6 separate regions of the Homo sapiens genome follow, and all the other regions are linked to region 4. A link is an interaction called in ENCODE POLR2A ChIA-PET data of the cell type or tissue named here. Cell type or tissue: PC-9. All regions are shown on one strand. Region 1 has its middle 41 kb from the start of GCNT3. Region 2 overlaps ANXA2 (annexin A2). Region 3 has its middle 130 kb from the start of FOXB1. Region 4 has its middle 140 kb from the start of BNIP2. Region 5 has its middle 87 kb from the start of FOXB1. Region 6 has its middle 67 kb from the start of FOXB1.

What was found. Peaks named below come from ENCODE experiments on the same cell type or tissue, not always from the same donor. Only the 100,000 strongest peaks of a DNase experiment are listed, where the experiment ranks them.
Region 1: POLR2A ChIA-PET joins it to region 4 with 15 read pairs; 1 of 35 experiments calls an interaction of 5 or more read pairs at or near these places.
Region 2: POLR2A ChIA-PET joins it to region 4 with 5 read pairs; 4 of 35 experiments call an interaction of 5 or more read pairs at or near these places.
Region 3: POLR2A ChIA-PET joins it to region 4 with 5 read pairs; 1 of 35 experiments calls an interaction of 5 or more read pairs at or near these places.
Region 5: POLR2A ChIA-PET joins it to region 4 with 5 read pairs; 1 of 35 experiments calls an interaction of 5 or more read pairs at or near these places.
Region 6: POLR2A ChIA-PET joins it to region 4 with 19 read pairs; 1 of 35 experiments calls an interaction of 5 or more read pairs at or near these places.

The regions. Positions count from the first base shown.
Region 1 is chr15:59,568,624-59,572,623 of GRCh38, forward strand. No RefSeq gene overlaps it. Among named protein-coding and RNA genes, the nearest start is that of GCNT3, 41 kb to the right of the region's middle. In PC-9, no CTCF peak of the experiment used is centred here; a DNase peak (open chromatin) is centred at 1,928; H3K27ac peaks cover 2,143 bases.
Region 2 is chr15:60,390,777-60,394,776 of GRCh38, forward strand. All of the region lies in intron 1 of ANXA2 (annexin A2), which reads right to left. Among named protein-coding and RNA genes, the nearest start is that of ANXA2, 5.2 kb to the right of the region's middle. RefSeq lists enhancers at 224-815, 1,963-3,162. In PC-9, no CTCF peak of the experiment used is centred here; DNase peaks (open chromatin) are centred at 555, 2,005 and 2,455; H3K4me3 peaks cover 2,494 bases; H3K27ac peaks cover 4,000 bases.
Region 3 is chr15:60,136,749-60,140,748 of GRCh38, forward strand. No RefSeq gene overlaps it. Among named protein-coding and RNA genes, the nearest start is that of FOXB1, 130 kb to the left of the region's middle. In PC-9, no CTCF peak of the experiment used is centred here; a DNase peak (open chromatin) is centred at 1,523; H3K27ac peaks cover 1,455 bases.
Region 4 is chr15:59,826,329-59,830,328 of GRCh38, forward strand. No RefSeq gene overlaps it. Among named protein-coding and RNA genes, the nearest start is that of BNIP2, 140 kb to the left of the region's middle. In PC-9, no CTCF peak of the experiment used is centred here; DNase peaks (open chromatin) are centred at 2,163 and 2,783; H3K4me3 peaks cover 1,059 bases; H3K27ac peaks cover 4,000 bases.
Region 5 is chr15:60,089,650-60,093,649 of GRCh38, forward strand. No RefSeq gene overlaps it. Among named protein-coding and RNA genes, the nearest start is that of FOXB1, 87 kb to the left of the region's middle. In PC-9, no CTCF peak of the experiment used is centred here; a DNase peak (open chromatin) is centred at 1,732; H3K4me3 peaks cover 681 bases; H3K27ac peaks cover 3,867 bases.
Region 6 is chr15:60,069,147-60,073,146 of GRCh38, forward strand. No RefSeq gene overlaps it. Among named protein-coding and RNA genes, the nearest start is that of FOXB1, 67 kb to the left of the region's middle. In PC-9, no CTCF peak of the experiment used is centred here; a DNase peak (open chromatin) is centred at 1,915; H3K27ac peaks cover 555 bases.

The DNA.
Region 1 (4,000 bases), 260 kb before region 4:
TGCACTCTGGCCTGGGCGACAGAGCAAGACTCGATCTAAGAAAAAAATTAGATAGTCTAATCTGCAGTAAATTCTTATCTACAGTAAAAATTAGCCATTCTTATGTACAGTAAAATATTCTTATCTGTCAATGACCTTTGCCTTTTATTTCCCCAACCCAAGTTGTTAGAGCTTGATTTTTTTCTCTTTTTCTTCCTTCTTCCTGCCTTCAATTAACTGAAAGTCAATATAGGTGATAATTAATAGCTGTACTTTCCCGGTGACAAATGGAACTATAGTGTGTGCACACATAAACAAAAGTGCAATCTGAGAAATAAGATGGCAAAATATCAATCTGGACTAATGGTTACATACTAAGAAAGGAGTGGGGCAGGAGCACCAGTCGAGAACGTGCATTTTACTCAGTGCCCGGTGTCATCCCTTACAGCAGGCTTTTAATTTTCACTCTGAGAAAGGTTTCAGGAGATGATGCACTTACATTATGATTCCAGATCCTTCCTCTTGGGGGTGTGTTATTCAGAGAGGTACTGTGGTGCATGCAGTAGAACACCTCCAATTATTACTTAGGGGGAAGCCCATTCTTTATCGGACAGTTGCAAGTACTTCAAAGCTCTTCTGTAGAGTTCATGTCTGTTACTTCGACTCAGAAAATGGGCCCTGAAGGCCCTTTGGGTAGGGAGCATAATGCCACCACTGAAATCCTGTAACTTGAGGAAAACCTGAGGAAGAAATCCTATGATTTAAAGAAGGTTCAGTGATTAGCTGAGGGCTGATGGGAGAGGGGATGCCACGAGGCCTGCTGGTCTTCAAGGAAAAGGCCTTTGCTGGAGTGGCCTGGCTCCCTCACCTAATCTGACCTCCTATCTCTTGCACGGAGAAAACCTTGCTGTTATTATTGTCCTCATCCTCCTGTGTGGGCTCGCTCCTCCTCCCCCCATTTTTTAAAAGCACCCCACCCTACAACCTCATAGTCCCTGCACGCTCGAGTCAGGAGGATGGCATCGTCTCTGTGCTCTCCACGTCTGCTTTCAGTGGTTTGATCGCTTCCTCTCAAGCCACCACCAGGCAGCCCTGTTGCCTGCTGTGTATACTTACTGCCACCGCCTCCAGGTCTCTTCCAGATGCCCTGGGCATATTGGTCCCTGGATCTCAGGCTTGCCCAGCACTCAGTCCCTGGCAGTCATCTGGAGCATCTCCAGTGTCCAGATGAGTGACTTATCCAGCATCTGGCCTTATGGTGTCTTGACACCCCCCTTCACGTTAGTAACTCCTGGACAGGTCCTCTTGTAGAACCTGAAATTATAAACCCTGGAGTCTTCCTTTCTCCAACATTGACCTGAAATTACAATCCGTGAAGCTTCTTTCTCTGACATTGACATTTTATCTTTTCTGTATCCTTATTTCTACTAAACCTGCCTTACGATAGCATCTCAACCTCTGGTTCTAACCTTTCCTTATTCTCTCAGCCCCTTAGTCACCTCTGCCTTCATTTGTTTCCCTATCCCACCTGGACCTTAGGGTCAACCATTTGTGTGCTGTCATAAACTTCCTCCTTTCTTCTCACCCTTGATTTTCAAGAGCCAGTCAATCTTCAACCTCATGTAAACTTAGCTGCAAATTTTCGTACATGTGTACCCAAGCTGTCTAAATAGTGCTAGCAAAAACAGTAACCAAAAAGCAGAACCATGTTGCTTGACTTCATTCCAAAATTGTGTGATCAACCTTTATGTGGATCCTAAAGGCTGCTTGATTATTATTCATCCCTGGTCTCTCTCTTATTCTCTCCTGCTGTTTGGAATTATATTGATTTGCATCCTGATTCTTGTAACATGACTCTTTCGATCTCATTCTTCCTTGTGCCATCACTCTCACTCAGTGACGTAGCCTTCCACCTCTGTGAGAAGATTGTGGCATAAACTTGCCTGTGGCTCATTGAAATGTCACCACACCCTCATGCATTCTTTTCAACCACCTCCGTGTCCTCAAAGGAGGAAATAACAATCCTCTTTCCCAAGACTGTCCTATTTACCCAAGCACTTGTTATCCTACCTGTCCTCAGTAATCACCCCTTCTTTATTGTACCTTAAATTAATCCCTGTTCCTCCAAGTCTACCATATGAACCCAAGCACCCTCATCTTTTTTCTTCTTTCTTTTTTTTTTTTTTTCTTTTGAGACAGAGTCTCACTCTGTCTCCCAGGCTGGAGTGCAGTGGTGCCATCTCAGCTCACTGAAACCTCTGCCTCCTGGATTTAAGCGATTCTCCTGCCTCAGCCTCCCAAGTAGCTGGGACTACAGGCACCTACCACCATGCCTGGCTAATTTTTGTATTTTTTGTAGAGATGGGTTTTGCCATGTTGGCCAGGCTGGTCTTGAACTCTTGAGCTCAAGCAATCTGCCTGCCTCAGCCTCCCAATGTGCTGGGATTATAGGTGTGAGCCACTGTGCCTGGCCCATCTTCATTCTTAAACACAAATAAATCTCTCTCTCTATCTCCATTCAGGTTGTTTTTCCAGAGCACATTGCTTGGACTTTTATTTAGCATATATTTTCATTCTGACTTTATTATAATAAGCTGCTTTCATTACCTGGATCCCCTATTATATTTTAACTTCTTTTTTTTTTTAGTTTTTTTTTTTTTTTTTTTTTTTCCCAGAGTCTTGCTCTGTCACCCAGGCTGGAGTGCAGTGGTGCAATGTTGGCTCACTGCAACCTCTGCCTCTTGGGTTCAAGCAATTCTCCTGCCTCAGCCTCCCAAGTAGCTGGAATTATAGGCCCGTGCCACCACGCCCAGCTCATTTTTATATTTTTAATAGACATGGGGTTTCACCATGTTGGCCAGGCTGGTCTCGAACTTCTGACCTCAGGTGATCTACCCGCCTTGACCTCCCAAAATGCTGGGATTACAGGCATGAGCCACCATGCCTGGTCATGTTTTAACTTGTTGAATACAAAGATTTTATCAATTTTGTATATTTACCTTCTCCCTACCTTAGACTAGATCACGGGAACGGCATTTATATTTTCTATGAAGTGCTGGTGCTCTGAGTGTGGCCATGATATAAAACAATCCAAGGTCACCATGTTGCACTGGAAGGTGCTGAGGTTTGTCTTGAGACCTGCCTGTTGTGTGACAGCAAGTCTCGCAGGGAGAGAGGCAGTACAGCTTATCGTTCAGTGGACATTATTGCAAGAAACAGTAATATCATTTTTATCCTGGAATCATCATGGAACAGGAATGCTAACAAGGAACTTGATAAAAGTTTTCAAATATTTAAACTTACTGAGTTTGTATACTGGCCACTTTTTTTTTTTTTTTTTTTTGAGACAGATTTTTGCTCTTATTGCCCAGGCTGGAGTGCAATGGCGCAATCTCGGCTCACTGCAACCTCCATCTCCAGGGTTCAAGCGATTCTCCTGCCTCAGCGTCCCTAGTAGCTGGGATTACAGGCACGTGCCACCATGAACGGCTAATTTTGTATTTTTAGTAGAGACAGGGTTTCTCCATGTTGTTCAGGCTGGTCTTGAACTCCTGACCTCAGGTGATCTGCCCACCTCGGCCTCCCAGAGTGTTGGGATTACGGGCGTGAGCCACCATGCCTGGCCTACTTTTTATCTTCAAGCAGAGGAAAGAATGGGTCATATTGCAGTGGTATTCACTGCGGGCATTTGTTTCACAGGGACAATTGATTGATTGATTGATGAGACAGAGTCTCGCTCTGTTGCCCACACTGGAGTGTAGTGGGTGCTATCATAGCTCACTGCAGCCCCAAACTCCTGGGCTTAAGTGATCCTCCCAAGTTGACCTCTCAAAATTCTGGGGCCAGACAACAAGGAATGTTTATTTAGACAGAGGAATCTGAGTAGGGAGAATAATTCACGTTAGCACATTTGGAAAGGATGGGCTTTGAAATGCTTCAGGGAGGCAGCTGTGTTGAGCTGGAGGGATGTAAGAAAATGCAATAGGTCAAGTATTCTATTCGACGAAGAAATGTAAATATC
Region 2 (4,000 bases), 560 kb after region 4:
TTCTTCACTCCATCAAATCCCCTAGCAATGCAAAGTCATTTTGCATATGATCTATTATTCGCTGGAAGGAACAGTTGGCTTTGCGATTCACTGTTTGTTAAAACATTAGTTTAATATAGCATATTTGACTAATGAGAATGTGTCAGTGTGCTGCTATCCTTGAAAGCAGGAAAAGGAAGTCTTGGCAGTGCTACTGTAGGTTACAAACACTGGTAATACGCAAGGAATTAATCAACGAACCCATACCAAGCATACGCTGAGCCTGCACTATATTAAAGGATACAAAAGACACTTATAAAACTGTGAAATGCAGACTTCCACCCTGCAGGACCTTTGAGCTCTCTTCCCTTCGTGCCTCTGTGACACACTGAGAGTCTAGTCCAGGGTCACCCAGTGAATTAAGTAGCTGAGGCAGGGCCAAAACCCAGATCCCCAGACTCCTGGGCCAATGCCCTTTCAACCTCACCACAATGGTTCTTTATTCCAAGTGATTAAGACACAGAGAGAAAGATCACAGCCATCAGAGCGGGATTAGTTAAGGGCTTAACAGGGAGGTGCTGTCTGCCTAGGCTGAGAAGGGTGAATCACCATGGGAGGTTCCAGCCAAGAAGCAAGGGGGAAGGCCTGGGGAGAGGGGAAGAGGAATAATGCCCCAGGGTGGCAGAAGAACAAGACTACAGGCTGGAAAATGAGCCACGTCCAGTGGGGTGCCCTGTGGGGAACCTAAAATATAAGTCTCTGAATGGTGCAAAGTTAAGCTTGCCTATGGAAATACTGGGGAACCTATGAGCCAAAATGATTGGGACTCAGTACTCATATTTATCTATTCACCAAAACATTTGCTCTGGAGGCAGAATTTTCTTACTGAAAACAACTACTCTGACTTCAGTGTACTTACTGTTTTGAATGAAAATAAAAAATAAAGCCTACATGCTGTATGAGACAATTTCACCTCTACTCACTCCTCATCACCGTATAAAACTCATAAATCCATTAAAAACAGAACCACTACTCCTTTTCTGGCAGACTTCTCTAAAGAACATGAAAATGGCAGTTTGCACCACTCTTTCCAACACTTCAACCTCACCCAGCTTGCCGACTGGTTTCAACTCTCCAACAAGAAAAAAAAAAAAAAATCAGCAAATTCAATCTGTTGATGAGTACATCTACATACACATCAGTGCCGTGCCTTCCATTCCCAGGGAGGGCAGGGTCACTAGACAACATCATTAAAATGACCCTTTATCAGAGAACGTTTTTCTGTTTAAGGAAATAAACTAGAGGTACAGGGAGACTCACTGATAAGAGCCATACCCACCTCAAACTGGTTTAAAATCATTCACTACTTGGGTAGGAAAACAGGTCACTTGGCCCCACCCTAATGAAAAGAACAGTTTCTTCTGCCTTGAAAAGGCTGATAAATGAGACTGTGAATGCCTGGCTAAAAAAGCTCACAGTGCAAGGCTGATCATTAATGAAATCAGTGCAGTTATTGAGAAACAAGTCATTTACATTTAACATAAGGACTATATTATTTAGGTTGGTGCAAAAATAACTGCCATTACTTTTAATGGCAAAAACCACAATTAACTTTTGTACCAACCTAATAATTTAAGGGTTTGTCCTTATTAAAAAAAAAAAAACTCTATAGATTTTATTGTATTCTATTGCTTCACTACGAAAGTGCAGTTACAAACAAAAAAAGGACAAGTGAAGCAGTTTTAACTTTACTCCCAAAAAGAAGAGTAAAAGTTTACAAAAAGGTTAAAACAAACAAACAAAAGAAAACTTAAAAGTCAACACTTCAAATAGTAAAAACACATTCTACTGAACTAAATTAAGAACCAGTTCCAAAAAGCCCAAATGTTAATCTGAACAAACAAAAACATACTGCAACAGGGCTGGTCTGCACAGGCAAATCTGAGTCTAATCCAGAAGTTTTGTGGACACACCCACTTCACAGTTTAAACGTGGAGTGTTGATGCGTTACCGCAAAACAGATTCTTAGCAACCATGGTGAATCAATCAGGGACTGGTGATTCAAATGAAGATTTTAAAGCAAAAATGGGTAGAGGTGGGAGTGTGGAGAGTTGGGTTCTCCATCAAAGCTCTTACTGTACACAGTCCTGGACACACAGTCTACAGGCCACACTGGAATTTTAAACTAAAAAAAAAAAAAAAAAAAAATGTACTGGGTGAGGAGAGGGGTTCCCACTGTACTCCATCCTCCACCCACCTACTGCATCTTTATTTATCAGAACCTTTTTGAAAGCAGATATTCTTCTCCTTGGTTTTATGGTCTTGATTAATGACTGAGTCACAGGGCCAACTCATTCCCCAGAATTCCTGGAATTCGGCCCAGTGACCTCGATCAAACTGAGCAGGAGGGACACACAGCACTTGCTCCAGCTTGTCTCTTCTGTGGCCTGATCTGAATCAATATTTGTTTGCTCCCTACTGACTTGTTGCAGCTTCATGCTCTCACAGCCTCTCTCTGCTGGTATCCTGATCTGGGGTTGGAGTGGGTGGAAAGAGACCGGCAGGAAGAATGATGTCACTTGGCATGAAGCACTTTCAGGGTTGGGAAATCCAGGCCTTCAAGTCTGCAACTCAATTTCAGTGTTTTATGGCCCACATATTGTATTTTCAACAGGGCCTGGCCGCCTACAGAAAAAAGTCTAATGTCAGCATTCAAGACCTTCCACACTGTGGACTTACCTACCTTTCCTTAAATATCTTCTATACACACACACATGCATACACGCATCCTGCACAGAAGAGTTAACTGGACTGTTAACTCTTCTCCAAACACGCTCAGCACTTTCTAAGTTCCCTCCACCAGGAACCTCAATCTTAATTAGCTGACATCTGAATGAGTCTTTAGGATACAGGAAATCATAAATGCCGCCTTTCTCACACACCCCTCCTTGCCCTGTGCTTCTGCAGCTTTTTGTGTGTCTGTGCAACATTAGAGTTACATGTGTAAAGTCTGTCTTCCGTATTATCCGCCCACAGGGTTTCCAACTTAACTCCCTCCTGTTTCCTCATAGGTCTGAGCACAGTGCCTGGCACACGATAGGCATTCAATTTCATCTTGGGATGGTTTACACACACTGGGTCTTTCTATATTAGAAAGTCTTTTTTTCTTCTTTTCCAACACACTCTCCTTCCTCAATTTTCTCTCTCCCTCAGACTGGACATTTCGAATGCAGTTCCAGTTCCGTGCATTCAGAGTTGGAGGCTTAAATCACCAACTTCTGCAAATCTTAGCAAAGCCCAGCAGGTCGCTTCAGGGCAGCCTCTTATCAACATATAGCCATGCCCCCCACCTCTGTGCTGTCAGGGATACTTGGACCCTAGCTCTGTCCATAGGACCACATGGGAACGTAACCTACAACTCCTAGCAAGAAGGCAGCAAAGAGGCAGGATGTACGAGTGGCCTTAGGACTCTGATTTCCTCTGAGCTGTGAGTGTATAGCCTGGGTGTGGCAGGGAGACAAAGGACATGGACAAAGGGCTCCATAACACAGTCACTCCCTAGAATAAGAAATTTCTACACCACACCTGGGGTAAAACTCAGGCCACTTGGGTGCTACCGACCTGTCCAGTTGAGCTCAGCTGGATTAAAAGCTTCAGGGTGGGCCAGGCATAGTGGCTCACGCCTGTAATCCCAGCAGTTTGGGAAGCCGAGACAGGCGGATCACTTGAGCTCAACAGTTCCAGACCAGCCTGGCCAACATGATGAAACCCTGTCTCTACTAAAAATACAAAGATTAGCCCGGCATGGTGGTAGGCACCTGTAATCCCAGCTACTCGGGAGGGTGAGGCTGGAGAATCACTTGAACCTGGGAGGCGGAGGCTACAGTGAGGAGAGATCGTGCGACTACACTCCAGGCTGGGTGACAGAGCCAGGCTCCATCTCAAAAGAAAAAAAAAAGAAAAAAAAAAACAGCTTCAGGGTGTACCCTAGAAGGGAGATTTGGAAGTCATCTGGTAGAAC
Region 3 (4,000 bases), 310 kb after region 4:
AAAATTTAAATATTAGAATCAGCTAAACTTGGGAGATAAAAAAATGAATAATAAATGCAGGTGGAAATTTAGAGTTTTGTTTAATGCATAAAAGGGGAATAATTAACAAATCTCAAAACATGTAAATGAGGGCATAAGAGCATTTTCAAAACACTACATCCAATTTCAGTTACATATGTGGAATTTGCTGCATTATAATAATTAGGGGTTGTTTTTTTTTTACAAAAGATTTATTTATTTTGAATAGAAGTATTAAATATTATACTAATTACTGGTTATTTTACTTTGTACCCAGGGAAAAGAAATGAATATTCATTAGCTTCTTAAGCTACTGATCCTCCACTGACTAGACAGATCCCAACATCACCACGAAGCTGCGGGTGGGTAGAAAATGCTCTCTGCAAAACTGGCCCCATGCTACAAATCACAGCCCAATCTATTCTGCTAATGTGCACATGCTATAACCCCCAAGTGAGTTCTGTTAACATTGTACTGACCAGAGCCCCCAGCTGAGTAGCCAATAAGTGAGAATAACTGTTAAATTGATCACAATAGTATTTTTCTGTCTACACAATCCAATAATCTTGAACAAGACGAGTCTTAAAATTTGAAACATAATTTTATAACATAAAACTAACATCTCCGTCAGTCTAAAACATGGCTTGTTCATTAAAAAAGAATATTTTAACATATTTCAATCATTTTCTGACTTGGCTTTTGATCTTACTCTAAGGGAAATATCCAGAACCAGGCTTAATAACTGTAATTTACAAGGTATTTTCACCATAGCTCAAAAGGCAAACACTGTGTTTTGTTTTTGTTTTTTTCCTCCAGTGAAAGGGCAAATGAATTAGGCAACGCATTCTTCAAGACGCGAGTTCAGTTAACTTTTAATCCTTGTTCGGTTTAGGACACTTCTATGTTGGAGTCCAAGAGCTGCTTGAATTTTTATTTTTATTTTTGTTTTTTTTTGTTGTTGTTGTTAAATTTTGTGAACCAATTTAGTGCTCGAGCAAGTCACTAACCCAGAGTGGGAAAGGAGCTGATGGCTCTGAGGAGAATGTGGTCTTGCAGGAGAAGCCACCATTTCCCCTCCATGGCTTGGCCCCTGATGCTGGTTTGCAGCCCCAGTGGGACATCTCTGCTGGGCAGAAGCTGTTAAATCTGTCAGATTGTGCTGGGAAAGAGTGAGCAGAGCAGGGTGCACACACTGATGTTTTCTACATGGAAAAACAGCCCTGGGTTCTGCCTCCATGTGGTAGATTATCGGGAGGGGTGGAAATATGCAAAATACAATCACTTGCTAGAGTCTGCTTTTCAGAAAGCCAGAAAGTTTTTTGGGGTTTTTTTGTGTGTGTTGTTGTTGTTGTTGTTTGTTTTGTTTTTTAACTTCCAAGAAAGTAAAAATTCCTGACAGTCTCACCCAGAGAAGAACAAAGAAGAAGGATGTGACTTCACGGGAGGTTTCAAATTCCTGGGGGTTAGGACAGAAGAGGACTCATTCAACAGATATTTATTAAGTACAAAGCATGTGCTGTACACTCTTGCCACTTGGTGTGATTCCTGACCCAGCCACATCCACATAATCTGGGAGCTTCTTAGAAATGCAACTTCAAGCGTCTACCCCTGACCTACTGAATAGCATCCGGAGGTGATATTTCCATTAAAGTTTGAGAAGAGCTGCTAAACACTGTTAGGTGCTCACCATGTGTTACAAAAATAAAAATCCAGGACACATATTTACCAAAACTTATTTACTATTTAACTTAAGATATAACTCTAACTGATTGCAAGGGACATGGCCTAGGCATGCGCAGTGACAGGAGGTCATCAGGAGCCATTTCCATAGTGACCTTGTGCACCAAGCCAAGGAGGAACCTGGCTTCAAGGCAGACAAGCATACTTGATCTACCTGATACAATTAAACCAACAGCTACCCTATTTCTAAATTCAGGTCAGAAGGGCTTCCTATGCAACAACTCTAAACGCTAGAGAAACCTAGGAAATACAGGCTGGTGTCATCTGGTATCCAGCAGGCAATGAGAGAAGGATAGAAGGAAAATTACCCAATTCATTTAGCTGGCTTATTTAGGTCCTTCACTAGTCCATGGCCCTTGCATAGGAGAACTCATGAGAGATAGATAAACACTGGGGATGTGTCCACTGATTTCATCGGACAGTTGTGTTACATTTTATCTTCATTTTCTGTTCTAATAGATGCTGGTAATATTCCTTGACAGATTGTGTGGATCCACAGATTTTCCAAAACCACATGGAAGTGATTTTAAAAATACTTTAGAAATTAACGACCTGTGAGGATTTTCTAGGGACTTATACCTGTTCTCTCTGGAGCTTCCTCCAGGACAATCTTTATCAACTTGTCTATTTCCCAGAAACCTAATTCTACATTAAAAAAATTTAATTACGAAAGCAATGAATAAATTTGTGTCTTAGAAAAAAATTCACAAACAATACAAAAATGTATAGAGTAAAAAAGTGAAAAATTGACTAGGTGTGGTGGCTCATGCCTGTAATCTCAGCAATTTGGGAGACTGAGGTGGGAGGATCACTTGAGACCAGAAGTTCAAGACCAGTTAGGCAATATAGTGAGATCCTGTCTCTACAAAATAAAAATAAATAAATAAATTAGCTGGGCGCGGTGTCACATGCTCATAGTCCTAGCTACTCAAGAGGCTGAGGTAGGAAGATCACTTGAGACCAGGGGTTCAAGGTTGCAGTGAGCTGTGATCACCACCGTATTCCAGCAGCCTGGGTGACAGGGCAAAACCATGTCTCAAAAAAAAGAAGTGAAAATTCCCCTTTACTCTCCTCTCCAAAGGTAATCACTGTTAACATTGGATTGCATTTCTTCAGGTTTTATCCTGTGAATTTACATTGTATATGCATACATCAACCTGTAGTAGTTTTATATACTTGAATGATACTATATTATTCTGCAACTTATTTTTTTAATTTTACTTCCATTTTCCCACTTAATCTGTGTAATTTTAAAATAGCTGCATAATGTTCTATATAGTAGATTTACCCTGTTTGACTTAATCATTCTCTGTTGATGGCTATTTAGATTATGTCCAGTCTATTTTTAAGGAATTATAATAAGAGTTCCAAGATACCCAGATATGAGAGTGACATATGAAAACCAAGAGGTTCCCCATGCATCATCAATAATTAATTTATATAGAGATGTCATTTTCAAAAAGCTCATTCACAGTAACAAAAGAAGAAATGTACAAGAACAATATGGGGCAAAAAATCTAATTTTATTGATTGACATGAAAGAAGACCAAATTGTTTAGATATATCCTTTGTTCCTAGATGAGACTATTTAATATTGTAAACATATTAGTTATCTCAATTATCTTTATACAAATCAAAGCAATTCCAGAGACATGCCAGTGGGATAGTTTATGCAACTTGAAAATCAGTATAGAATTCTTCTAGAATAGTGTGAGGAATAGCCAAGTAAATTTGGGGAGGAGAAAGAAAACACAGCCAAGATACCATGAGTTTTGGTGAGTGGATTTTATTTATCTCCAATATCAACACAAGTTAGGAGCCCAGAGCCACCAGTATAAGTCATGTTTTTGGAACGGACACCTGGGATTGTCAGGGGGCAGTGGGGGAGGACATAGGGAGAGAGAATTCAATTTAAGATAAATTTGCAAATCAAAAAATATTACCACTAAGAAAATCAATCAGTCAAGTCAACATATTCTTTGTGATCAATGGTCAGTTATGTAATAGTAAACTTTTAAGGGCTATTTGAAAGAAATGTGGATTCCCTCTTTGTTGGCTATTAGACACACAGATTCATAACCAAGCTTGTTGAGTTCACACATACACACCAAAAAAAAAAAAATCACTTTTTTTGCTTGGTTTGCTTGATGTGTTGACTCCTGATGGATGTGAGCACTTGAGCTTTTCTTCAGTTTAGGAAAAATTTTCTTTTACTATAGCTTTGATTATTTCCCACTATTTG
Region 4 (4,000 bases):
TCAGGAACATAATAACATGGGAGGAAAAGCAAAGAAGACCTACAGTATCCTTATATTTATACTAAATACAAAAACATGCAAAATCAAACAATATGTAATCATATGACTTAGGGATACATGCGTATAAAATTCAGGGATTATATAAGGAATAATAAAAATAAATTTAAAATAGAGGTTTCCTCTGTAAGAAGGAAAGGTTGAGCAGTAAGAAGGATCACACAGGGCTTTTGGGGATACTGGTAATTTTATGAATGAGTATTCATTTCATTATTTTTCTTTACATCTTACACATATGATATAAATATATTTTTATATGTATTCAATATTTAATACAAAATTTTTTGAAAGAAAAAAAGGATAGTTGAAGAGATGTTGGTTAAAAGTTGATTGCTTACATAGCAAACAGTTGTTAATGCCTCTGAAACTGTTTTTGACAGCTCTTTAAAATATTACAGATGGGCACGGTGGCTCATACCTGTAATCTCAGCACTGTAGGATGCTGTGGCGGGAGGATCGTTTGAGCTTAGGAGTTCGAGACCAGCCTGAGCAACATGATGAAACCCCATTTCTACAAAAAATACAAAAATTAGCCAGGTGTGTTGGTGCACACCTCTGGTCCCAGCTACCAAGAGGCTGAGGTGGGAGGATCATTTGAGCCAGGGGGGTCAAGGCTGCCACGAGCCATGATTGTATCACTGCACTCCAGCCTGGGTAACAGAGTCAGAGCCTGTCTCAAAAATTTAAAAAAATAAATTCTTACTGACTATTGCTGCTCATCAATTTTGCCTCTAGGGCAGAAATTATGGAAAGGGAAAGCCAGTGGGGAAGAGGCAGAGAGAATAATTTTGCAACATTTTGACAACTGGCATTTTGGAAAACATCTCTTAAGTTTTCAAACAACTATATTGATCTGTCAATGCTTCAGGCAATTAAGGAGAGTTCCTAGAGAGGGTGAGCCATGTATGATTACGTGTGCCCTGTCTATTTTTGATCACACTGACCAGGAGCAAGCCAAGTGCCAAGCAGTTAATAGGATGTTCTCAAAGACCACCTTTCCCATCGTGCCACCTGCCGTACTCCTTCAAAATAAGATAAATATTTTCGTAAAGTGTCCTCTGACACCACTGAAGCCATGTATTCCAAGCTATTTGTGTCCTGCTAAATAATGTGGCTTCTCTATATTTCTGATTTAAAGAAGACACATTGAAATTCCATAAAACCCTACAATCTCCAACACGGACTTGGCTTCTGAGTTGCAGTTTCAAAATAACTCTCTGTGGAGCTTAAGTAGGTCTATTCAAAGCTGATAGAGTTGTGAGACTTGATTTGTAGGTAGCATTCCAAAGATGCCCACCCGTTTCATTATGATGAAAAAGATGAAGTCCCAGAGAAAGGGATGCAGCAAAAAATTCACATTAAAATAATTCTTGAAAATAATTCACACAATTACAAATGCATTCGACAAAAGGTTGGAAGCTGATCCAAGCTTAGAAAGAAGCCTGACAATTCACCAAGGGTATAGAAAAGATGCCTGCTTCATATGGCAAGTAGCGTGGTGAAAGAAGAGAAGCGCTTTTCAAACTACTTTTGATAAGTTTCTTATAAATAAAGTACTTTAATTCTCAATGTTTCTCATGTTTTAAATTACAGTGTACTAAATACATATTAGTTTTACTATTTTTTGATTTCCTTATATGTTTATAATTGATAGTATGATCAATTTTAGCGCTTTGACAAAAAATTCTTAAAAGTCAAAAATCAATCATATATTTTTTTACAGTTATTAAGAATACTTTGTGGGGTTACAGCTTCTTGGTCATTTTTGTAGTTCTGCTCTGCCATGCTAAGTAGGGATTGCCCGTATAGCATGTTGATTTTGCATATGTGTTTCACTTAAGGAATTTCAATGTAAGGGAAAAAAAACATTTTTAATTCGGTTTGTTTTCCTTAGGCTTTATATTCTTTAGGAGGCAGTTTTGCCTATGACAAGTTGATTAAAACTAAGTAAGCTTATTAATATCTAAAAGGACTGTTAACTGTAGAAAAATAGTTTCTTTATTGAAGGGTTGTCGGCACGTCTAATTTATTAGCTTTGTCATCGTCTGTGAGTGAGAACATAAATCTTGTTTAGTGATCAAGATGAAAAACACTTGGAATACCTACCATAGCAAAATTCTCCACATACTTTCCAAAGATAAACACATACATCACCTTAGGCTCCTAAGTGGGAAAGTTTGATTACCTACATCCAAAAATATGAAACCCTATTATAGATGTCACATGAATGAAAACTGCACAGCAGAACTTTCCATTGATAATAGCACTATGATTCCAAAAGTGGGCTAAAAATTCAAAATGCCAACAAAAATAAACAAGCAAAATGCCTTTAAATATCTAAAATAGTATAAAATGTGACCAAACATGGTCGTCTTAGAAATAAGAGCTAAAGGGTGGTGTTTACTCAAAAAGTTAGGGGCATCAGGTCTTTGGGATGAATTTGAGGTCTTATTAGTGAGTCAGTCATGTCCAATTCAAACTAGCTTGAGAAACGCAGGAATAGGAATTTATTGGCTCAACGTACAGGGGCTGTAACTCAGGCATGGCTCACTCCAGGTTCTCCACACCGCCTGCAAATTTGCACGTCTCCATCTCTCAGCTCTGCTTTCCTTTTCGGTGGCTCCCCTCTCAAACAGGCAAGATAATTTCTGAAAGTTCCAGACCTGCATCCTCTGGCTTAGCAACTCCAGCCAGAAGAGAGCTCTTCTATTCATACGGGAACGCCCAGAGTTTCAAGACTGACTCACGGCCCCGGGTGCGGTGGCTCACGCCTATAATCCCAGCACTTTGGGAGGCCGAGGTGGGCGGATCATTTGAGGTCAAGAATTCGAGATCAGCCTGGCCAACATGGTGAACCCCGTCTCTACTAAAGATACAAAAAATTAGCCGGGCGTGGTGGCATGTGCCTGTAATCCCAGCTACTCAAGAGGCTGAGGCAGAAGAATAGCTTGAACCCGGGAGAGGGAGGTTGCAGTGAGCTGAGATCGCATCACTGCACTCCAGCCTGGGTGACAAGAGCGACAATCCATCTAAAAAAAAAATAGCCAGGCGTGGTGGCACATGCCTGTAATCCCAGCTACTCGGGAGGTTGAGGCAGGAGAATCGCTTGAACGCGGGAGGTGAGGTTGCAGTGAGCCAAGATAGCACCACTGCATTCCAGCCTGGGCGACACAGCGAGACTCTGTCTCAAAAAAACAAACACAAAGACAAAATAACAACAACAAAAAAACCCCCTGACTTTTGGCTCGTTGGATTAGCACTGGTGTCTCTACAACTAGAACATATGCCCATCCTGGGGCTGGAGAGGAGGACAACATGAGCTCTTGCAAACCACACTGGCTGGCTGTGTGAGGGGTTGGTTTCCCCTGAAAGAAATCTGGGATCTCCAAGAGCAGGATAAATAAAAAACAGGGCAGGTAAAAGGGACAGATGATCATAACGGAATGACACAGAGCTTGAGAGTTTGAAAGATTTTCGAGATTAAATTCTAGGCTAAGTTCTACCAAGAAGAGATCTAGGTTACAGCCTTCTGCAAGGCAATGAATCCATTTCTGCTTTTCTTCCCACGTGGCCAGAAAGTTAATTCTGTGGATGAACAATTCCGGATGTTTGAGTTTTTATACTGTTGTTCAAATCTACCTTGCTGCAGTTTCTACTGTGGGCCCAAGTTCTATCTCCAGGAACACCAGAGTAGCAAATACTTAGTCCTTGAACACAGCTACTATCATCCTTCCCACCAGGGTTCTGAAGGCTGCCTCCCCACCGCACACACATACACAGCCAGAGGAAGATTAACTGTGAAGCGGTCACAGTTCAGGCTTCAGGGCCTCTCCCCACTGCAAGCCCATGGGTGCTGAGAGTTAGAGAGATTCCTAGGAGGGGAGGGGAAGCCAGGCTCCCACCAGGAAGCCATTTCTGCCTACATATCTCTGGTAAACTGCCT
Region 5 (4,000 bases), 260 kb after region 4:
CCGGCTTCATCTGTTTCTGTCCCAAGATGAGACATAAGCGAAGGCAGCAGAATATAAGCTTCCCACAGATGTGAAGGAAGGATGTTCCAGCATGGTGACTGTGGCTGGTCAGTTGTATGTAGGGTATATTTTCTAGAAGCAAAAGCTTTACTTATCTTTAAGGTGATCTTGACAGATGTACTCAAAAAAGGAATTATTTCCCTCTTGAAAATACATTTCCCAGCAATAACTTTTTAATGGAATGCCGGGACTAATCTGTATAATGCCTCCTCTGAAAAATATACAGGGGGAAAACCCTATCTTTTCTCCACAGTCTTATGTTCAGTAATTGGGGCCTGTAAATTTAACTGACAGAAGACAGATTAACAGAATAAAAAAATCCCAGAGTTTGTTTATATACGCAATGTGCATACATGTGGGAGAACTCAGTGATGTGGGAGATGATTCTCAAAGGAGTAGTTAGAATTGGGGTCTTATATACCATCTTTACAAAAGGTAATAAAGTGTGAAGAAGGGACTAGATAAATAAAAATGGCCTGGGGGGTTCTGGGAAGGCTCCTATGAAATGTATGGCAAACAAGCATTGTTTAATAAGGTTTGTTATGCAGCTAACAGTTGTTCTTCACTTCCTGGCACAGGAGACAGGAACATCTTTACAAATGAAATTTATGTCACCTTTACAAAGGGAGATTCATATCCAGCTTTTAGACAGAAAGAAGGAAGGCAGAGAGCACACTGCTTTCAGCTCAAAACAATCCTTACACTAAAGTGGCGTATTTGGGGAGGTTATAAACTGATCTTCAGTGCATGATTTTGATGATTAACCAGAACTGGGAAACCCACAGACTTTTTGCGGGGGGTGGTTGTAAGGGGTGGGCTGGGTGTCTTGTGTTTCTCATGGGTCTGTCTCCAGCCTGAGAACACATTGCAGATGCTCAATGTTTGCATGCCTGGAAACACTGGGGTATTTCTATCCAGCTGGGGCTCAGAGCAGGGCCTAGGGAGCAGAAAAGACATGGGCAGAAAGCTTGGCAGAGTTCACGTCAGGAGGCCCTCTATGCATTTTTCTTCCTGCAGTGGGGAACATTTAAGATATTTAAGTAAGTAAAACATCAGAATGGTGTTCTAATCTGCTGATACTGTGTGAAGGTCCTGGAAAGGGGACAAACTAGAGCTAGAAGGACAAACGAGGCAAACACTGAGCATCTGCAATGTGTTTTGCATTCTGCCACGCACTGAGCCTGTGCTGATGAGTGAAGCCAACACAGTTACTACCCTCTTGGAACTTGCAGTCTAATGGAATATGGGGATGACAGTGGATGGTACTGACAGTCCCAGCTGGATTTATGAAGTGCATGGGAAACGTTTTCTCAAGCTCACATGGTGAGATTGAGATGTCTGTGAAATAGCCAAATGGAAAGTTACAAGGAGCCTAGAGTCATATGCAGTCCCACAAGTTTAAATATAAAAATAGAGGTTCTAAAGCTGATTTGATCTGGAGAAAATCTGCTTTCCTAATCATTTTCTGTGAGTTTCTACTCAGAAGAGAACTTTTCCTTTGAAGTTTTTTCTATCTAACTGAAAGGTAAGTAAGTTGCGTAAGTAACAGCGCTATGAAGTGGCAGAGCCCCAGGCTGAAACCTGGGCTTGTGCTGCCAGGATCTGCCCTCTGACCGCTGAGTAAAGAATAAAGGGTTTGGAGCACCAACCCTAGGCCTGAATTCCAGTCCTATGACTGGAACTGTGTTGGCTGTAACGCTCCCATTTCTCCAGAGAAGCTGATGGTTATTGCCCAACACTGCACAAGAGTCAGGAAGAGAGCTGCCATACAACTGACCGGAAATGAACCCTCACTGGGTCTCTCTCTTCTGTGAAGGAAAACTTGCCCATCAAGCCAGTTCTTTTGCATTCCTTCTGGAGGTCAAAATCCCCTCCCTTGCAAAAACCAGCTCTATTTTATTAACCTTTCTTTAATGACATTTACATATTTTACCTCACCCTCTCTAATTCAGCAAACCCTCCCTCTCACTCCATTCTGTTCTCAAAGAGTTTTCTAGTCCTTAGCAAAAATAACAGATTTGCTGTTTCAGTTCCCACAATGCACATGTGTTTATTAGGTCCTGCCTTAAAGCAAATTCAAACCTTTTCTATGATCATTTTTTCACAAGCGTCAGGGATCTAGCAAGCCAACTTCAGAATGATTCTTAACATATACCGTCCGGAGCCAGGTACCTATAAGTTGTAATATTTCAGTGCCTTCCAGGTACTCTACGTGACCTGCTAATTATCTGTCAAGATGTAGGCATCAGACACAAATCAAACAGGTGAAAAAAAAAATTGATCTAATCTCAGCTTTTTCCAGTTTCTGAGTCTCTGAATACCACATACATCAAGCTTATGTCTTGCGCTGGGACAGCACTGACTTTAATGTATTCCTCAAAGCCCACAATTCTCTGCAAAGAACTGTTTCTTCTGCTGCGGAGATTAATAAGCTAATGCACTTGTCTGAACAGTATGGAGCTGACCTGGCCCCTTCCTTTCCAGAGGGTATATTGTGGGGTCATGATATGAATGTGTCTTGAACTTCATCACAGCACTCTCTACCTACAAGGAGAAAACTCAGGCTTGGAAGGGACTCCTCACAATGCTATCTGATTCAGTTCATCCTCTCCTGTCTGAACAATTATCTAAGAAGAGAAGAGCTACCATGGCATTTAGGTTTCACTTCCCTTCCTGAATTCCAGAAAGAAGACCCAATTTTTGATAAGCAAACCAACTTCAGTTACATTTGACATACCTATTCACCAACCATTCATCCAACCAATATTTGCTAAGCACTTACTGTGGTCCAGGTCCTTTGCTAGATGCAGTATAAAAAAGAAAAAGAAAAAGAAAAATCAGGCCTAATATTATATGGTAATTAACATTAATTCCAGAGGATTTTATATGACATCAGTGGCCTTAATTTGATTGGAATATGTGTAGACAACTAATGTTATCAGTTTTAAAAGGTAGTTCACCATTTTTTTAGAAGTATGCTCTTACACTCTCACAAAGTTCTATAAGGACAGAGACATTTGTCTCATTGGGCTGTATCTCTAGCACCTTGAACAGAGTCTAGCAGGGGTAGGTGCTCAATAAAAATTTGTTGAACGAATTGATTATGCCCTTTACCCACAGAGAGGGACCAACCTTTAACCAAGTAAGTGCTATAGAAATACCTGGCACTTTCTTCTGACCAACAAACTTAGGAGTATGTCTACTTTGCAAATGTTGAAAAAGATATTGTAGATGAATTCTTAATGACACAAACAAATGTCTGTGATATTTAGCTGTGTGGATATGCAGTGTACAAAACAATGTATTCTAGTATAAGCACATTTAGCCAAAATGTAAACAGTAGCTCTTTTTGGTTGATGAACTCTTGGATAGGTTTTACTTTCCTTTTTTGCATTTTCTGTGTTTTCTAAATTCTGTACAATGAGCTTATATTACTTTCCTAACCACATTTTAAAATATTGTTATATAAGAAATACTATCATTCAGGTTTTGACATAATTTTATTTTCAGTTGGCATTTTAATTCTATTCAAGTCCTTTCATTTAGTTGTAGGTAGCATAAACTTATTAAAGGAGAGAGGAGAGGAAGACAATTCATAACAGAGGCTGGTATTTCATACCAGGTCTGGAGAGAAGAGAGGGGCTCCAAGTATCATCAGCTAACGACCAATCAGTGATTAGTGTCAAAGAGCTAATTGTGCCAGTTGTAACTCTGGGAGTCACCTAGACAGGTAGGAAAGGTGTGAGCCCAGGAAAGATGATGAGTCTGCAATAAGAAGGAATCTTCTTGCAACCAAAGAGAATTATGCCACCAAAATCCATATAATGGTAATTAGCTATATTGCAATGGAATGTAAAAACAGAATTCTCCTAAACAAGATCAGGAATGGGAAGTCTTTTATTTTTTTTTTTATTATTTTTTTTTAAATGCTATTCTTGCT
Region 6 (4,000 bases), 240 kb after region 4:
CGGCTTACTAATTGGACAAGTGCAACTTCTGCCCACCAAACCAGCACCTTGGAGGAATTTGAGCGTGGCACTTAGGCAACATAAGCAGAAAGCTCAGTAGCAGAGCATTTGGTTCTGTGGCTACTTCCCTGGGATAAAGGGGAACCAGTGCTTGCACGGCAGATAGAGCCAGGCTCTTTTCTAATACAATCCCAACATTTCTCTCACAAGGGAGAAATATGTGTTAGGGTCAAATAACCCAGAGACAGGATTGATTTTTCTGATTGTAATGGAGGCCTCAATGATCACACTATTTATTGGGCTATACCTGATCCCTAGGTACGACCTGTCTTCCTGTATTTCTGTACTCACCAATCTGAGTCTGAACTTAAATCAGACCAAATCAAGGAGGAATCATTCATATTTGAGGCAGACTTTTTATTTCTATAAATCTTAAAGGTTATCTTCTTGAGGCTGGGTCCCCAGCTGTCATATAAAAAGATAAAAGATAATGTACCAAAATAATCTGATCTTTGACAAGTGAGATTATCAAAGATTATCAGTCTCAGAACAAGTGCTTGGGTTTATTTTTTATGTGGCCATGTGTGATCTAAAGTTAAAAATAATACAAGTGGATTCAAATTCATGGCTAATTGTACATCAAAATGAACTCACTACAGAGTCATTTAAAGCATAAAAATATAGAACTGTTAAGAATTCAACTTATTGGCCGGGCGCAGTGGCTCACGCCTGTAATCCCAGCACTTTGGGAGGCCGAGGCGGGTGGATCACGACGTCAGGAGATTGAGACTATCTTGGCTAACATGGTGAAACACCGTTTCTAATAAAAAATACAAAAAATTAGCCAGGCGTGGTGGTGGGTTCCTGTAGTCCCAGCTACTCGGGAGGCTGAGGCAAGAGAATGGCATGAACCTGGGAGGTGGAGCTTGCAGTGAGCTGAGATTGTGCCACTGCACTCTAGCCTGGGTGACAGAGCGAGATTCGGTCTCAAAAAAAAAAAAAAAAGAATTCAACTTATTAACCTAAGAAATAAGAAGAGCGGAAAAGGGGAAAAACAAATAATTATTGAAGTACCTACAACAATCCAATGAAATAGTTATTCTCATTTTCAGTTGAAGAAATTGAGTTTGAGAGAAATTAAGTAATATATTTCCTAGACCCCAAACTTCTTAAAGGCAAGAGCAATAATCTTATTTATTTGTCTATCAGCCAGCTCCACATCTTCACACAGCAATTGCTCCATAAATGTTTCATGATAGAGTAAACTGGCAGAACTACGGCTTGGACATGGATCGATGTGACTCCAAATCCCAGGTTCTTGCTGGTCATGCTGCTTCTACAGCTACAGCAGCGAGAAAACACTGTTGAAATTCAGCTACAGAGGCCAGGTGTGGTGGCTCACGCCTATAATCCCAGCAGTTTGGGAGGCCAAGGCGGGCAGAGCACTTGAGGTCAGGAGCTTGAGACCAGCCTGGCCAATATGGCGAAACCCCGTCTCTACTAAATATACAAAAATTAGCTGGGCGTGTTGGTGGGCGCCTGTAATCCCAGCTACTCAGGAGGCTGAGGCACGAGAATCACTTGAACCTGGGAGCTGGAGGTTGCAGTGAGCAGAGACTGAGCCACTGCACTCCAGCCTGGGCGACAGAGTGAGACTTGGTCTCAAAAAAAAAAAAAAAAAAAAAAAACCAGAAAGAAGTTCAGCTACACTACAAATAAATCAAAAAACAGCTTTCTGATTTTCTCAATTAGACTTCATAAACATTTATTGAGCATCACTGTGTGCTTAGTGTCGTGCCACACATCATGGGAGGCACACAAAATGTGGAAGGCATGGTGTTTACGTTGGAAGACTTTCCATGCTAGCTGATGAAAAAATTCCTGATGATTTATAGATGAGTCAGAGAAGCACTTAAAGGAAATGTACAAGCACATGTAAGGCGGCCAAACTACACAAAGGAATGTTGAGCTAAATAAAAGAAAGAAACAAACTCTTGTGGGGCTAAGTATGGAACAAGTGGAGTCTTGAACCTGGACCTCTTGGGAAGGGTGGGAAGGACAGAGGGCACTGCAGCTGGAAAAGTGTTTGAGTGATGGTGGGTGAGTGGGAGGGGGAAGCTCTGGTCTGCTGAGGTCAGATTCTTACTTCAGGGCAACAATTTTGAATCAGAAAGGGAGAACCGAAGGTTTGTTGCCGGGGGCCTTGAAGCAGCTTGAGGCAGTTGGGATCAACCTGACAAGTTCTCGTATATTGTCAAAGGAGCTTGCAGGCATAGTTGCAGAAGATGGCTGTGGGAGTATCACGCCAAATAGAAATCCAGAAAACGGTAGAGCCAAGAAAACACAAAGTTTGGGATGACAGCATAGGGAAAATTGATCCATGACAAATTTCTTCAGAGAACTTTGGTGACTGCCACTCATATAGGTTGGTCTTTCATATATATATATATTTATATATATATGTGTGTGTATGTGTTTATGTGTTTTTTTTTGTTTTTGTTTTTGTTTTTTTTTTTTAGTACACGGTCTCACTCTGTCACCCAGGCTGGAGTGCAGTGGCGCAATTCAGCTGCTATGGCTCACTGCAGCCTGAACCTTTTGGATTCAGGTGATCCTCATACCTCAGCTTCCTGAGTAGCTGGGACTACAGGCATTTGCCACCATCCCTGGCTAACTTTTGTATTTTTTGTAGAGGTAGGGTTTTGCCACATTGTCCAGGCTGGTCACAAACTCCTGGGCTCAAGCAATCCACCCACCTCTGCCTCCCAAAGTGCTAGGGTAACAGATGTGAGCTGCCAACCCCAGCATCTTTTAGATATTTTATATTGACTTACAAATGTTTTGGTAACATGAAGACAGTATCATACCTTGTTAGGTCAGAAACATAAGGGAAAACAGCTTTCCAAGCAATTCAGTCCATTTCCTCTGCCTTTTGCAGTTCTTGGGAGTATTACATGCATAGCTAGTTCATATTCTCATAATTATAGAATGTTAGAAATAGAAGAGATCTCAGAAACCATCAGTCCAATCCCCATATTTAGAAAATAAGACAACCTTAACCCAGAAAGGTTTTGTGCCCCTCCAAGATCACACAGCTAGTTAGCAGCCACTACATTTTATTCCCCGGGCCAGGGTAACAATTGCTCAGTATTGTTCCATAATCTGAGTTCAGTTTAGTAAATAACATTGGCCCTTAAACAGACATATGGAGCACTGCACCATAACTCTGTTGTCACAAACTTTCTTCCTCTCCTAATGTTTGATCTCCATTTTCCCTTTTTATTAAAATTTAGAGGTTGAGGATTACATCTTATTCATTCCTGCACATCAGCACTTAGCATCATGTCTGGCACATAGCAGGTATGCAATACATTTTCGTTGAGTTGACCTGAATTTGAATCACTGATTTTCATGCCCGCGCTCTCAGGGGCTTTGGTGACTTACTTCATTTTTTAAAATAAAAGAATTATCAGATCATTGAACTGGAAGGGACCATAGAGATTAACTCTTGCTCTACAAGTGAAGATGACAAAGCCCAAGGAAGGTAAAAAGATGTATCCCAAAGACAGCACTCATGCTGGGTTCCAGACCCTATTTTCCAGATTACATGATTTGCTCTTTGGTAGAAAGTATTATATTTTTTCAATATTTGCATGTTGGACAGATTCTAGAATATCAGCTTTTTAAGGGGAACAAAAATCTACAGAGTATCTTGTGCTCTTCTATGAAACTTACTGCCAGTAAGTAGGATAATAAACGTCTTAGATGGCCAAATGATTCTGTGACAAATGATTTCAGGGAAGAATTTCCCACTGAGCATGGGCTTGAGCTCACTTTGAAAACATTCCATTAGTAGGAAAAACTGACTCTCAGAGAGGCAGTGAAATCAAAGCTGGAAAAAGCCAAGACAACTGGGGCCCCAGAGTTAGATGTGGGTCCAATACTGTACAGATCAATTGCTCTAGTCTATGCTTCAGCCAACAATAATAGCCCTACCCTG